3 separate regions of the Homo sapiens genome follow, and regions 1 and 3 are each linked to region 2. The links are chromatin contacts, found by Hi-C or POLR2A ChIA-PET in ENCODE. All regions are on one chromosome and are shown on one strand. Each heading gives the region's core, a stretch centred on a gene start or an enhancer-like site at or near the end of the contact. The rest is flanking DNA. Distances are from core to core; before and after follow the strand shown.

Region 1 (3,223 bases), core at 258-2,757, 150 kb before region 2:
TTTGTCATTTAAAAAAAAAAATTTTAAGCCACGCAAGACCAAAGTCACAAATTAAGAGTCCCATATCACCATTGTTTTTTTTTTTTTTTTGAGACAAAGTGCCACTTAATTGCCAAGGCAGCAGTGCTGAGGCACAATCATGTCTCACTGCAGCCTCAAACTCCAGGTGTCAAGGATTCCACCGTGTCAGCCTCCACAGAGATGGACTATAGACGGCACAACCAAGCGCGGCTAGATATACCTGAATCACATTGCTGCTGATCCTTCAAAGATTCCTTTAGGGCAAATACATCCTTCTGAGTACACATCCCACTCGTTCTCCATTCCTGATCATCACACCACACTCTACCAGCCTCACAGTCTAGTGGCCATGTTCTTCTCTCTATATACAGCCAATCCAGCACAAGATTCTGTCATATTTAGTTCTCACAGCTTCCTTTCCATCTTCATACTCAACATGCAAGATCAGGAGAATCTTTCAGCCAAAATCTATGTAAAAACTAAGGCATGTTGGCTCATGCCTGTCATCCCAGCACTTTGGGAGGCCAAGATGGCATGAGAATTGCATGAGCCCAGGACTTCAAGACCAGCCTGGGGAACACAGCAAGACTCCTTCTCTACCAAAAAAAAAAAAAAAAATTGCTGGGTGTGGTTGCCTGCGCCTGTAGGTCTAGCTATTGGAGAGGTTGAGGCAGAAGGATGGCTTGAGCCCAGGAGGTCGAGGCTGCTTAGAGCCATGACTGTGCCACTGCACTCCAGAAGTGGACAACTTCTTATTTTGATATGAGACAAGACCCTGTCTCCAAAAACAAACAAAAAAGCTAATGGAGATAAACTGGTGGGAACCCCACCTACCTCGTATCTCCCTGTTTTCAAGGCTCAACAACCGACAAGGGCTACAAAATTTCTAACAAATACATTAATAACTCTCCTTTCTTATGTGTTAAGAATCACCAAGAACTATCCTATAATGTCAAAATTTCCCCCCCAACAATTCAGTCCCAAAGCCAATTAGTAAGGCAGGGCAATTGGGCAAGGAGAGGGGGTGAGGAGCAACCATATGGGGTGTCAGGGCTGAGTTTCCCATCGTGGGGGCAGCAGAGAAGCAGAGATGGGAGGTGGATTACACTGAAAAGACAGAGCAAGTAAGTATATTAAGGATTACAGGAGCCAAGTTCCTCAGGGATGAATGCACATGAACCTCCCTTAGTGTTAAATTGAAATTGGAGGTATGGCTGCTAACTCACGGATTTTAATATACACAGAACTTCGGATAGACCCTTATAAACATGCAACCTCAGTCTACTAAGAGCACCTGGGAGAAATGACATTCCCATAGTTCCCAGCATCCCTAGTGCCCAGATCTTGGCTCCTCAACAGCACTTATCCCTATAAGAAAGCAGTGCTCCTTGAAGACATGGCCAATTCCAGGACTGAGGGCGGGAAAGTACACCATGAGCCTGGAACATTTTGTTGTGCCAGAAGCAAGGCTGGAAGGATGACAGGGACATGTCAAATGGAATAAAAAGCCAGCCTGATGAGGATCCACGGATGAGGCGGTGATCTGGGACAATCTGAACATCAGAATACATAATAGGAGTAACAGATTATAACCCTTTGAATAAAATAGGAAGCCCATACGCATACAATTATGATAAAGATGATGAGAAGTATGTACTAGTTTCAAAGAATATCCTCTCTTAACACTTATACACTGCAAAGGCTGAGACGGGCAACTTTACTCCTAACAGGCCCACCACAGTCGAATGATCAGCATGAACACGAGTGTGGAAAGGGAAGGACTGAACTGTGTATCCCCACAGAGGACCCAACAACAAGGAGGAGGAATCACTTCCCTTGTGGCATTCCTGCCAAGAACACAAACCAGAATGTAATCATGAGGAAACACCAGGCACCCAAATTAAGGGACATTCTAAAAAATAATTGACCTGTAATTTTCAAGTGTTGAGGTCAAAGACAAACAATGAGGAACTCTTCCAGATTAAGCAGACTACAGACAATTAATGGCATCGCCTAATTCTGAACTGGGTCCTTTTGCTCTAAACTTGGACATTACAAAGCACCTTCAGAACAAATGTGAAACAGAGGTTTGAGGACTGCATGGGGGCCACGTATCACTGTGAACTTCTTAACTTTGACAGTTATAGGAAAATGTACTTATTTGAAGGAAAGACACACTAATGTATTGAGTGAGGGATGATGGGTGGAAACTTTTTAAGGTTAACTTAAAATCTGTCTGTAATAATAAATTATCAAAATATTTATCAAATAAAAGTGACTATGAACCTCAAGGTTTTCCCACAGATGTCCAATAGCAAAGGCCCTCTCCTTCTGCTCATTTTCTCTCAAATAACCTCACCCAAGGAACTCTCTGCATTCAGGACTTCCTAAATTTTCTATCATTCCTCCAGAAATGACTCCTTATTCTCTCAATCTTCTGTGTTCTTTCCTCACAGCTATTAGAAAACTTAGTAATAAGGAAACTGCAACAAACACTTTCACAAATAACTCTATTCAGCAGATCCCAAATCCACCTGGCCTCCGTTAACTGGTCCGAGTTGAAACATGGACCAGTATTTGCACTGTCAATTAGACTCTGAAAGTACCAGTACTGTTTTCCTTAACGTAATATAGGGCTGAGAGAACCGTAAGTCCCTCATCACCATGGCTTATTGACAGGCCTTAGGAAGCACAAAGAAAGGGGCCTTCACAGCCCCAAAGTCCTGCATCAAAAAAAAACTGCCTTACAAAACAAGTCAGCAATGTGTGTGTGTCAAGGTGGTGGTATGGTGCAGAGAAATCAAATTAGAAGTCAAAGTTAGAAACTGCATAATTGTGCATTGAGAAGCCAGGAAGTAGGGTGTTAAGAGTCATATTAAAAAGGAAATAAAACTTAACTGATGGTTCAAAAGCCACACCCAGCACACACTCTCTCGGTGGGATTTCTCACTTTCAATTCCCCCTCAACCCAGGTTGGGGACAGAAAAATGAACATGGCAGAGAGTAAAGCTAAGGTTACTCCACGTAGACCTCAGGCTTACATGTAGATTCCACGTAGACCTCCGCCGATGGTTGCAAAGTCTTACCTCGAAGGCAGAGAAAGGTAAGAAAATCTTCTGTCTTAGGCTTCCTTTTAGAGAGGTCTGATATCTGAGTAGCTGGAGGGGGTAGCAATGGCTCCACTATCTTTACTGGAGTTGTG
Region 2 (3,035 bases), core at 380-2,879:
AAGAAAAAAATTTTATAGTAAAGAAGAGCTCAAGTTCCCATTTGCTAACTCAGGTACCACCCTACCATTTTGCAGATTTTCCTCTTTATGTGGCCCTTGCTGTTCCTTTGGAATTTTTAAAGACCTGGGATTTGAGTAATTGTAGCCATTTCTGAAATAGTTATGGACAACCCAGTTACTTATACGCTGCTTTAAACATTTGCTTTTGAGTATCTGGTTTATAGAGAGACTACATTTGCAATCTTACCTAGTTCTTTCATATCCAGAACCTTCTTACCCCAGTATCATTTGCTTGCTGTCTACCAACAGTCACTCATTGATAACTACCACTGATAGAGTGTGGGTAACCTTAACCTTTTTCTGTCACCCTTCCGTCCCAGACCTAAACTTTCCAAGTAAGAATTCAACTTCTGTGCAACACCAGAGTCCTCATGGTTACTGCATCCTGTAACACCTCTAAGAATCATACATAAAGGGGGGACTGCTTGCTCCCTTTCTCCACCCCTCCTCTCTGTCTCTCTCTCTCTCTCTCTCTCTCTCTCACACACACACACACACACACACACACACACACACACACAACATGAGGACACTGGGTCTTTGCAAACAGGTTCTACTGTCCAGTAAGTGGCTAAGAAATTTCATTCATAACTCGAAACAGATAGACTCCAAAATGAGCAATCTATAATTTTAAATGTTGTCATTAGTCTCCTGGCTGCAAGCGGTTAAAGAAGGCCTTGCAAGCTCATGAATTACGGGTACAGTTTATTACTCTGAATGAGCTCACAACAAGCACAGTATCTCAGGAAGATGGGAGGGGAAGGTTTCCAGGCCCAAAAGCTTACATGGAATGCAGCTTAAATGTCACTTATCCAATTGCAGGGGAATGATCCCTTCTACTCCCATGCCCTTCTCCGCTTCCCTCCTTGTACACATGTATTGTTATACACCTTTCCTTAAAATATACATCACACCAGGCTTTGCTCATTAGCCTTAGAGGTTTTTAAGTGTTTACAAGAGAAAAGGTCCTGTGGTCAAAGAATTAAAAACAGGACAGAACACCCATCCAACCTTCACTGCGGAAAATTTTTCCAACAGATTTCTGCCTATCCCAACCCCAAATGCAGGAGATAAAGAAGCACACCCTAAATCAGAGGTTTCTTCTTACAAACACTGGGCCAATGAGAAATCATATTTTGAGCATACATGGCATTCCATGTTGGTCACTCATAGAAGAATGGGGACATTATAACCTTTTGGAGGTTGGGAGGAAACAGGCAGTTCAAGAGATATGCAGAATCCCACATCCACAGGGCCTGAGATACCAACAACACTGGCCGGACAGGACCCCCATTTTCCTAAGGGACAGTGGGTAAAGTACGAGAAAGGATGAAGCAATCATCCTCAAAGCAACCAGGTCAAACTACCAGAAAAAAATGACTCACTGCTAAATATCTTATCTCTTTCACCCACACCCAAGCCCACCCCGCTGAAGTGAGGAAACAGAGGCTGCCTGAGTAGCTTCCGGCCAAATGAGGACCGCTCTGCGAACTGCCACTGAGAACCATCTGTGTGGCGCCCAAACTCTGGTGCAGTGGCTGGAGAAAGGGAACTGAGACACAAGCCACAGGTTTTGGCAGTCTTCTTATTTCCCCCTAACTGGCCTAACTGAGCAGGAAACCAGCAGTTCTCAACGCAGGCCAACTGAGGTTCCAAATCCAACTCTACCTTCTCCAAACTATAAATTCCTTCCTACAGAAAAAGGGATGGCATCTATTTCTGACACAAAGCACAGGAGTCCTGATGAAAAGCTGGGACTCAACAAATGTTTTGGTTCCCTCTGAAACTGCCCCACCACCTCAGTATGCAAGACCTTAACTCATGATCCCAGTCATCCCTTCCTCTACCAAACACACCTCTGTTGTACACACACCTAAAATTTGAGAACCCAATGAAGATTACAAGCTACCTACTGATGCCCTCATCCTTACAAATTAGGTGGTGGCAGCAGGGACAAAAACTACACTCAACGTTCTTTACAAGACTTTGGTCCTTCTCAAAGGAGGCTCCAGAGAACCCTATGTCCAAGGGGTTGTATTCAAAATTAAGGCTCACGGGTCAGTGAAGTTTGACAAATGTCGGGTACAGATAGCCAGGTTTCTTTCCTTCAGATGTGTTCGTGTACACCATGATCCTCTTAGAACCCAAGCACCCCAAAATTATTTCACCACCAAAGCATCCTCTCTGCTCCACCCGCCCCCCACCCCCGCAAATAAAATCATTCTCAGAACACATTTAAGGATACCCAGCACTAACTTCTCTTGTTCTAGTTTGCTAGTGGATTGATTTGGGTCTTTACTGAGAGAAGGGAGTGTTTTTGTAAGTAATACATGTATAAATGTTCACTTTTAAAGATGTAAACTATACTGAGTATGGAGAGTAAAAATATGAAAGTTTATTTTCAGCAGCTCAGGGAAACTGGAAAAGGCAATTATCCTAATCCTCTGAGGTTTCAACCGTACAAATAACAGAAAGTTAACAAAACATAAGAAACTCAAGGAAATTTTTTCTTTTTTTTTTTTTTTGAGATGGAGTCTCACTCTGTTGCCCAGGCTGGAATGCAGTGGCATGATCTCAGCTCACTGCAACCTCTGCCTCCTGGGTTCAAGCAATTCTCCTGCCTCAGCCTCCCGGGTAGCTGGGACTAGAGGCATGCACCACCACACCCAGCTAATTTTTGTATTTTTCCTAGAGGCGGGGTTTCACCATGTTGGCCAGGCTGGTCTCCTGACCTCAGATAATCCATCCGCCTCTGCCTCCCAAAGTGCTGGGATTACAGGCGTGAACCACCGAGCCCGAAAAGATACCCATGGAATTCTGAGTTCTCACTGTAGCAATGAGTGCTCTTGGGAACCTTATCAGAACTGTCATTGCACTAACAACTGCTAATGAAAACTAGCAGTCATTTCTCGCGAAAATATTTTCTTCTCTTTCTAATTTGTTCTCTTTTACTATTTTGCAAGCATAGGAGAGCG
Region 3 (3,161 bases), core at 320-2,819, 230 kb after region 2:
CAGCTGCTCCCCATGGCCCATGTTACCGCCTGAGCTCTACCTCCTGTCAGATCAGTGGCAGCACTGGGTACTCTATGAGTGTGAACCCTATTGTGAACGGTGCATGTGAGGGATCTAGGTTGCGTGTTCCTTATGAGAATCTAATGCCTGATGACCTGTCACTGTCTCTCACCCCCACCAGATGGGACCATCTAGTTGCAGGAAAACAAGCTCAGGGCTCCCACTGATTCTACATTATGATGAGTCATATAATTATTTCATTATATATTATATTACAACGTAATAATAATAGAAATAACGTGCACAATAAATGTAATGTGCTTCAATCCTCCTGAAACGACCCCCACCCTCCATCTGTGGAAAAATTATCTCCCACAAAACTGGTCGCTGGTGCCAAAAAGGTTGGGGACCGCCGGCTTAGAGCCTTCAGAACGCGAGGAGCCCTGCCGACACCTTGATTTCCGACTTCTTATTTTCAGAACTGTGATAGAATGATTTCCTATAGCTTTAAAGCACCCAGTTTTGGTACTTTGTTACAGCAGCCCTAGGAAGCTGGCACTCCAGGGTCTGAGGTTTTTCCATTGCCCTTTCGATCAGCCCGCAAACACCTCCATTGATGTAGAAAGCCAGCCAAGCCGTGTAGGCCTCAGCTCTCTTTGTTTCCCTGTTTCGGGAAGTCTGTGCACTTGGGCTCCCAGGTTCTCCCATTGAAGCCAGGCCTTCTGCTGCCAAGTTCTCAGACAAAAATGTTCAAAGGCACAAAAGAGCTTAGAAACCCGGCGGCTCCAGAGCTGTAGGAAAGCACAGCCGTCTTCCTGTTTCGGGAAAGGATAAGTGTTTCTGAATATCAAAAATCACAAGTCGTTATTTTCCCTCGTATATCATCACGTGACATTTTATTATGGGACACCCAAACTCATCACAGGTTAGTCCCATAAATTAGCATGGGGACACGGGCAGGTTTGGTACGAATTAGTGAAAATCCCAACACACTGGATGACCTGGCAGGCTCCGGCATGGAAACATCTTTGCTGTGCCTGTCAGCCACCCTCAGGCCTTGAAGGGTGGACATTAGAAAGCCACTACTGTCCCCCTGCCCCCGTCCCCCAATAATTCCAAATCACAGGGCCTAAAATAGGTATCTTTTAGGCACATAAACCTCAGCTTCTGTTTGTCATGTGTATGAACAAACCCAATAAAATATATCATGTTACCAAAGCCAGTTGTACCATGTTATTTAAACTAGTAATTAAGAGTCTTAAAGCTGGCTTTTCTACAGTCACTGAACCATCAGCATCCCCTGGCTGGTTCTAGGCAGAGAAAGCACAGTGGGGAAATTTGGACCACAGATACCTGGCATTTATCTTAGGTTAGATCATCTTTCAGAATAAGCAGAAACCTTCAGCAACCTCAAGTCTAGACTCAGCCTCTAGAAGGCCTGCTCAAAATAGCGCCTGAGGCTTTGCCTGTGGGGAATGCCCTCCCCAACTGGCATCTTCCCATTGCTGGGAGGGGTTGGTACCATTAACCCAGGAAATAAAGCTTTCTTTGTCAGCGAGCTGCCCAGTTGACTCAGACCAACCAAGGGTTTCTGCTTCCCCGTGTATTTACATTGAAAAAAGATACAGAGGCTGGGTGTGGTGGCTCATGCCTGTAATCCTAGCACTTTGGGAGGCCGAGGTGGGCAAATCACCTGAGGTCAAGAGTTCGAGACCAGCGGGGCCAACATGGTGAAACCCCGCCTCCACTAAAAACATAGAAATTAGCCAGGCATGGTGGTGCGTGCCTGTTATCACAGCTACTCTGGAGGCTGAGGCAGGAGAATTGCTGGAACCCAGGAGGCAGAGGCTGCAGTGAGCTGAGATCATGCCACTGCACTCTAGCCTAGGCAACAGAGTGAGACTCCATCTCAAAAAAAAGAAAAGAGATAGAAACTTGTGTGTAAGTAACTAATGTTTCAATTTGGGTTACTTCTGAAAGCAAAATGGTGCTAAAGATATGGCTTCTGGCTATTAAAAATGTTCTCAGGGGCTGGGCACGGTGGCTCATGCCTATAATCCTCTTAGCACTTTGGGAGGCCAAACCAAACCAGGAGAATTACCCAGTTGGCTGGGGGATGAAAATATGAACTTGACTTTGGGTAGCTTGCTTTGGGACATTCTGGTTTCATTCTGTTTTGTTTTTTTTTTTTTTTTTTTTTCCATGCATTATCTCAGTTAACCCTCACAAAAATCCTAGACTCCAGGATTATTTCTTAGGGTTCGTATGAGACAGCTTATATGTGACCTTTCTAGGGAGACTTTCTGTCACCAGCGTGCCACCAAGATCTGGGAATGAGTCTTACTGGTAGATATTAAGACACTGTGTGTGTCAGGAAACTTGCGTGATTCCCATCACAATCTCGTACTGTGGTTGGTGACTGGGTCTGCTTGTATTTTTCCCCCAGAGACACTCAGTGCCAAGGTATACAATTTGTTCTCGCTACTTTCCTTCTGATTTACCATTTGCAGCTCTGTGGGATTGAACACATTAGGTTCTTTCCAGAAAGCAGGGCATGAAAAGCTGAGAGGAAAATGGGGGAGGCCAGGAAATACCAAGTAGGACGGTGTGTTGATGGGAGCAGACAGGTGGGAAAATGTCCCATCAGTCGAGGAAAAGGGCCCAGGATAGGGATACAAGACCACCTGCCCTCCAACATCCCCATAGTGAACAGGGCTGGCCCTGTGGCCATAATGTCAGTGAGTGGAGTGCACCCAGGGCCCTGTTCAACAGAAGAAGGAGCGCAGAGAGAGATGAGCATGTTTCTTCTGGAGCAGCAGGGTCACCCTCCCGTGGTGCGTGTGCTTTGGGACAGTTCGGCACTACTTGGTCTATTTGAGCTGACTTTTTGCATATCTGCTCTAGAGTGCTCTGGCTGTCCAGGAGGGTGAGGAAAAGTATATGGAGGTGGAAGGACTGGGAAAGCATGTTACTCCCAAAGGGCCACATCTAGAAATGCTGCCTGGGCTTTGGACAGAAAATCTGTATTTGCGTGTGTGCATGTGTGTGTGTATGAGTGTGTGTGTGTGTGTATGAAAAAAGGAGTAGCTCTTCATCAATCAACCACTTGTCCTGATTAGAAGGGGCAGGAGCAGGGACAACTGAAGGCTTATTAAATAAAA

The links. Hi-C counts contacts between places; a loop is a spot of excess contacts on that map. ChIA-PET counts read pairs that join two places held with the same protein, here RNA polymerase II (POLR2A). Pooled maps may share reads with other maps.
Region 1: a loop to region 2 is called in a pooled map, with 2.0 times the contacts of the local background. The contact joins two enhancer-like sites. A Hi-C loop is called at or near these places in 6 of 50 pooled maps. POLR2A ChIA-PET finds 5 or more read pairs at or near these places in 5 of 52 experiments (GM12878, OCI-LY7, PC-9 and 2 more).
Region 3: a pooled map shows a loop between it and region 2 (2.6-fold over the local background). The contact joins two enhancer-like sites. A Hi-C loop is called at or near these places in 1 of 50 pooled maps. POLR2A ChIA-PET finds 5 or more read pairs at or near these places in 2 of 52 experiments (H1 and HEK293).

What each region holds. Positions count from the first base shown.
Region 1 is chr6:15,452,060-15,455,282 of GRCh38, reverse strand. JARID2 (jumonji and AT-rich interaction domain containing 2) reads right to left here. Exons shown (of 18, transcript NM_004973.4): 4 at 3,108-3,223. Among named protein-coding and RNA genes, the nearest start is that of DTNBP1-AS1, 92 kb to the left of the region's middle. Within about 2 kb of position 1,507, at least 7 of the 41 ENCODE cell types and tissues checked have a DNase peak (open chromatin) inside an H3K27ac peak, as active enhancers do.
Region 2 is chr6:15,298,230-15,301,264 of GRCh38, reverse strand. The region is part of intron 1 of JARID2 (jumonji and AT-rich interaction domain containing 2); the gene reads right to left. Among named protein-coding and RNA genes, the nearest start is that of JARID2-AS1, 51 kb to the right of the region's middle. Within about 2 kb of position 1,629, at least 10 of the 41 ENCODE cell types and tissues checked have a DNase peak (open chromatin) inside an H3K27ac peak, as active enhancers do.
Region 3 is chr6:15,071,804-15,074,964 of GRCh38, reverse strand. No RefSeq gene overlaps it. Among named protein-coding and RNA genes, the nearest start is that of JARID2-DT, 170 kb to the left of the region's middle. Within about 2 kb of position 1,569, at least 3 of the 41 ENCODE cell types and tissues checked have a DNase peak (open chromatin) inside an H3K27ac peak, as active enhancers do.